Regions from separate parts of the Mus musculus genome. Here region 1 is linked to region 2. The links are chromatin contacts, found by POLR2A ChIA-PET in ENCODE. All regions are on one chromosome and are shown on one strand. The core of a region is the stretch at or near the end of the contact, and the rest is flanking DNA. Distances in the headings are between cores, read along the strand shown. Region 1 holds the start of Bend3 (BEN domain containing 3). Region 2 holds the start of Cd24a (CD24a antigen).

What was found. ChIA-PET counts read pairs that join two places held with the same protein, here RNA polymerase II (POLR2A).
Region 1: POLR2A ChIA-PET joins it to region 2 with 10 read pairs in embryonic stem cell. The contact joins the promoter of Bend3 here to the promoter of Cd24a in region 2. POLR2A ChIA-PET finds 5 or more read pairs at or near these places in 2 of 5 experiments (Patski and embryonic stem cell).

Annotation. Positions count from the first base shown.
Region 1 is chr10:43,477,769-43,480,468 of GRCm38, reverse strand. It overlaps Bend3 (BEN domain containing 3), which reads right to left and starts at 1,329. Exons shown (of 4, transcript NM_199028.2): 1 at 1,097-1,329.
Region 2 is chr10:43,577,825-43,580,524 of GRCm38, reverse strand. It overlaps Cd24a (CD24a antigen), which reads right to left and starts at 1,356. Exons shown (of 2, transcript NM_009846.2): 1 at 1,203-1,356. The coding sequence starts at 1,271.

The sequences.
Region 1 (2,700 bases), core at 80-2,579, 100 kb after region 2:
AAAGTCGCAAAAAGAGAAAAACTGCAGGCATGGAACCGAAACAGAGACAAACCTAAAACCTCTATCTGGGACATTTCCACACGTTCCCCACTCGCCTGGGTTTTCTGGGTCTTTATAGATTTCTGGCACCCTCCCCTCTACTCAGTGACGTGTTACTTGTAGGAAAACATTCAAAAGTTACTTCTAAAAGGAAGTTCTCTGACTTCCAAACAGTGAACATTAATTCTGAGCATCTCTGGTTGGCCTCCACCTCCAAAATACTCCCAAGCGGGCCACCTGAGCGATCAAACTTCTACTTTAGGACAAACTTAAAAAAAAAAGAAAAAAAGAACTCAGATGAGTTGAGTCCCAGCCCACAAGGCCTTCACAACTCCGCGCCTCACAGCCCGAGCCAAGTCTGCGTGGGAAATTACGTCGATCGTGGCGGGCACAAGTCACGAGGGGCGGCGAGCGCCCCGGCCCGGCTCCACCGCCCGCCAGGAAGGCCTCGCGCTCGCTGGGGTGCACACCCAGAGCGCCGCGCTGGACCCGCCTCCAGCCGGGCAGCGGGAACCACGGAGCGCCGTGGAACGGCCCGGGAGGGTGCCGCGCCCCCTGGCGGCGGGGCTCGCCGCACCCCGCTCCCAGCCGCCGGCAGCCTCGCTCCCTCCGCTGCCTCCCCGGGGCAGCGTCCCTCCGAGCGGCGGCTCTCCGGCCTCTGGCTCCCCGCCCTTCTGCTCCCTCTGACACCCCTCCATCGCCGCCACAGGCCGGTCGAACGCGAGCGCTCCGGCGCCGCGCAGTTGCTCCCCGGCGGCCCTCGGCCGCTCCATCGCCGGCCCGCCGGGGGTGGAGAGCCGGCGCGCGGCGCGAGTGGGGCCGGCCTGGCGGCGGCGGCGCGGACCGTTCCACCGTGCGTCCTCCCCTCCCTCCTCCTCCTCCCTGGCCGCGGCGCGCGTGCTCCCGGAACGCCATGGAGTCGCGGCGTTCCGAGCGGGCACAAAGGGGCGCGCGGCACAATGGGGCGCGACGAGCCCGTGGGCGCCCGCTCCCCCTTCCAGCCCGCGCGGAGGCGGCGAGCCGCTCGCAGGCGGCCCCGACCGGGGCCCACACTCACCTGGGACGAGAGTTGTTACTTTGCGGAGCGGGACCCGCGCCGAGTTCGGGCGCCACGTGCGGGGGGCGGGCGCGCGGGCCGCAGTGGGGGCCGAGCGCGCAGGGCCTGGCCGGGGCGGCCCCGCCGACTGGCTGGGGGCGGCGGGCGGGCGGGCGCCGTGTATTTTCCCCTCTCTTTGTGTGTGTCCGTGCGCTGCGCTCTCGCGTGACGTGACGGGACTCCGTGTGTCATTTCCGCACAAGGACACAGGAGCCCCCGCTGCAGTGGAACCTCAAGCCCTCCGCCCCCACCGCGCCGCCCCTCCCCCTCAGCGGGGCACACGCGGGACCAGCGGCGGCGGCGGCGGCGGCGCTCGGGCGTGAGCGACCGCGGCGGGGAGCTGGGGCGCGCTGCGGGGCGGGTGCGCTCGGCCTGCACAGCGCGGCTCCACGTGGGCCCGCGCCGGCTGCCGGCGGACCAGGGCGGCTCTCACCCACGGGAAAGCGCCCCGCGGCATTCTCGGCTACGTGCTCTCCGGGCTGGAGCGTGGCCCCGGCGCCTCTTTCTCTACTTTTTCTCTAACCCCGGGGGGTGGGGGTGGGAGGCAACGCGCCGTGTCTTTTCCGCCCGCGCCCCCCGCTTTTGGGGCGCTCGGCTGTGGCGCCGCACCATCGCACGGACCTTCCCGTGCCACGCCGGGCACAAAGACTTCGGGGTGCGCCCCCCCTCCAGTTCTGCATGGATTCGTGGTTGGGGGGGTATACTGGAGAGCGACCCCGGGCTCTGGGGGAGCCCTGGCCACTCCCCCGGCAGGGTGGCCGCCCTCTCCCGTAAAGCCTGAGTTCCGAGAGCCCAAGTTTTGCCGCTTGAGGCTGCGGAGCGAAGCACGCGCTTGGGGACCCTCATGCCACCAACTCAGAGCCACGGGGCTCAGCGCGGAAAACTGGGAGACTCCAGTCGCCGAGTTAGTTAAGACCGACCGTCTCCTAGTTTCCCGGACTGCAGAGTCGGAGTTGAGAAATAAGAAACCAACCCCTCGCAGTTCTCCAACTTTCGGGGACTTGGGGTGGGGGTGGAGGGAAAAGAAAAGCCCAAGTCAACTTTTAAGCTGCGTGCCTGGTTTTGGTAAACAATGAGAACGGAAAAAAAAATTTTTTTAATCCTTTAATTTGCCGATGGAAAAAAAATGTCTAAAAAGAAAAATGCAAATGATCCCATCTGCTGCCTACAGCTGACTGGCTGCGAGAGAGGACCATGTGGCCCGGCCCGGCGCGGTCAGTGAATACGTAGAATAGATTTTAAAAGGACGTACATGCTGGCTCCTAGCTGCCCAGTCGCGGCCTAAGGTTGGAATTAACGCGTAGTCAGAGATTATTGTGTCTTCACACAAATTGGGAATTTAATCATTACGCAAGTTCCTCGCCTTCTGGTTTGAAATCTAATGGCGCAGAGTTGGACCTTGGAGGGACTGTGGAACGTTCTGGAGAGGTGTTTGGGTTGCAGACTTGGAGAAGTCAGTACTAATTGCTATGCAAAATTAGCTAGCAGCTTGAAGAAAGGAGCCCAGCATCCTAGGGGTGCTTTTATAAGAGAATCTATACGTGCTCAGTGTCATTCAAAACAGG
Region 2 (2,700 bases), core at 107-2,606:
TCTTCATTTATACAAAGAGCTTTTAGTACAGCAGGTGACAAAAAAACTAAATAATAATAATAATGATGATGAAAAAGGAGCCCAATGTTCAGTCTGAGTCTAGAGGTCCTCTCTAACACCATCAACAAAATTTTACGTTAATTATTAAATTGGCATTAAACAGTTTTTCTCCACCAATCTCCCTTGATTTGTTTAACCAACACCTCCCTCTCAACATTTCGGGGGGGGGGGGCGCCCTGGGGAGAAGGGAATCTGAGTGAGACCAACCAGTTTCACGATGCCCAGCCCCTCCTAGATGGGGGATCGGGTGAACTGAGAAAGGCCCCGGGGCACAGTCAACCCGCAGCGAGAAGACAATGGGGTATAGTTACCCTGCCTGAGAAGGGGAAGACGAAGCGCGCCTCAAGCTCTTGGGCTGCTCTCCCAGGTGAGCCCGGACCCTGGATCTCTAGGGACCAAAAATCCGGCGCTCCCAACTTTTCAGGGGCAAAAAGCCCTAGGGACATCCCTAAGCGAACCAACCGCAGTGAAAAGCTACAGTCGGATTCTCTGAGTCCCGTCCCAGTCTCTCAGGCTCAGCTCCAGGTCTCATTCTGGGCGCGGCGCCTTCACCCTAACGCAGCTAGAGCAGCGCCACCCATGGCGTTGGGGGGCAAGATCTGTACCCGGGACAAATCTAAGAGAGGAAGCGTCTGTGGACTAGGACAAAGCCTGACGGAGAATCGGGACACTACAGTCCTGCCCTCCGTCTCTATAATGCCCGGGGATTCTAGGTTGGGATGGGGCTCCTAAGGTGGCCAGGGATGGAGGTGTGGGGTCGCACCGCGAGAGTTTGTGCAGTCGGGAGGTCCCTAACTAAGCTTCAAGACCTGTGGGAGATAAAGCCACAACCAGGGCTTCCTGGGTGATCTCCAAACCAGTTTGGACGGTGGAGGATGGGCGTGTGCCACGCTCCCCCGAAGGGGACCGTTCCCTCTCTTTGTGTGGTTCGCAGGGAGCGCGAAGACCTTCCGTGAGAAGGGAAGGGGGCGCTCTCTCGAGGGAATCCACACCACGAGTTCCCCAAGTCAGTTACACAAAATTCTCCCCCTACCCCAGTGCCTGGCCGGAGGCAAAGACTTTGCCCCTCCTACGCGCGCGCGAACACACACACACAAGCCCCAGGACGCGTCTCCAGTGCCCAATCGAGAACAGGGTCTCACCTGCGTGGGTAGGAGCAGTGCCAGAAGCAGCAACCCCAGCCCTAGCCTGGCCACCATCGCTCTGCCCATGTCCGCTCCGTCGGCGCGCGGCGCGACTCTCTAGATGTTCGGTAAGTGGAGATCTGCTAAGCTCGCGCGGGCGCAGGCAAGGTGGGGAGCGCGGCCGGCCGGCGGGACCTTATATACCGGGACAGCCACAATAGCCGTGACGTGCGGCGCCCGCCCACCCGTGCTCTCCTCCTCCCCCGCCGCCTCCCCGCCCCCACCCCCACCCTCCTGTGCGGCTCTCACGGCCCCTCCCCCGCCGCCTGCACCGGCCCGGGGTGACTTGGGATGTCCCGGGGCGGCCAGCGCGGCAGGTGGGCGGGCGCCCCGGGCTCTGGCACAGCTAGGGTTTCCCCGGGCAGGCTGCATGCACAGGCGCAGGCGACTCCCACACGGGACCTGGGGCGAGCACACGAACCACACACGCCGGCCGGCCCAAGTTTCCTTTGTTTCCCCGGCCCTGCCATCTTACCCCCCAACACGAAAAGTCGAAGCCGCGGGCGCCGCGCAGACTGCGCGGAGCTCAGGGCTGGTTTTTGTCAAGTGCCGGCTGCAAGGGGGAACGGGACAGGCTTGGCAGGTCCCCGGGCCGTGGTGCGCGGGGTTGGCGAGGAGGAGACCGGGCGTCGCCACGCACTGTCCCTTGGCGGCTGCACGGCAGGGATCGCCAGGATCCCGGGCCCCAGCCGTGAGTATGCTCGGCTGGGCGGCCGCCCCTGGCTGCTTGCTTTGTGTTTTGAGTTCCTCTAGTGCTGCATCAAGCATCGCGCACCCGGCCATACCCGGGAGCATCCAACCGGACCTAGGCAACAGCCAGCTGCGCTCGGCCACGGGGCGGGACATTGCGAGGGACTGGGTTTCGGTCCCAGTATTCTCCACGTTTCTGGGGACGTGCTTGTTCTGCCTCTGTGGCACAGTACTTGCTCAGCGTTCGAACGCTTTCTTATTCAAGCCATTTCCACCCATAGTTGCCTTTAAGTAATTTGACAAACCGATTCAGAAAGATTAGTCATCCGTCTGTACATTTTAGTGGAATCTTTCTTTCGACCTTCTTTTGTGAAAACTTCAAAGCAAACTTTAAAACAACTTAGTGGTAGAATATTTTCTAATCTTTAATCACAGGGTTTAGGACCTTCCTATTTAAAGTTTAGCCCACGTGTTTTACAGACCTTAAAGCAAAACAAAGCAAACCTAGCAACGGTGGAAATTTGTTTAAATTTCAATTTTTGCAGAACAGCCTCGTAAAAACAAAGTTTTATGGCAGCAAGCTGACAATGGACTCCACAGTCGTTGGTTTGTGGCTGCCTGAGCCTTACCAAGTCAGCCACAACCGCTCAGTAACTTTCCACGTGTGAGGTGTGCTTGGGCGCACAGGAATTTTTGTATAGCGCCAGTGAACTTTCTGTTTAACAGTTAGCACACTGTATAGAAAGGTCGTTCTGTGCCCAGCAAC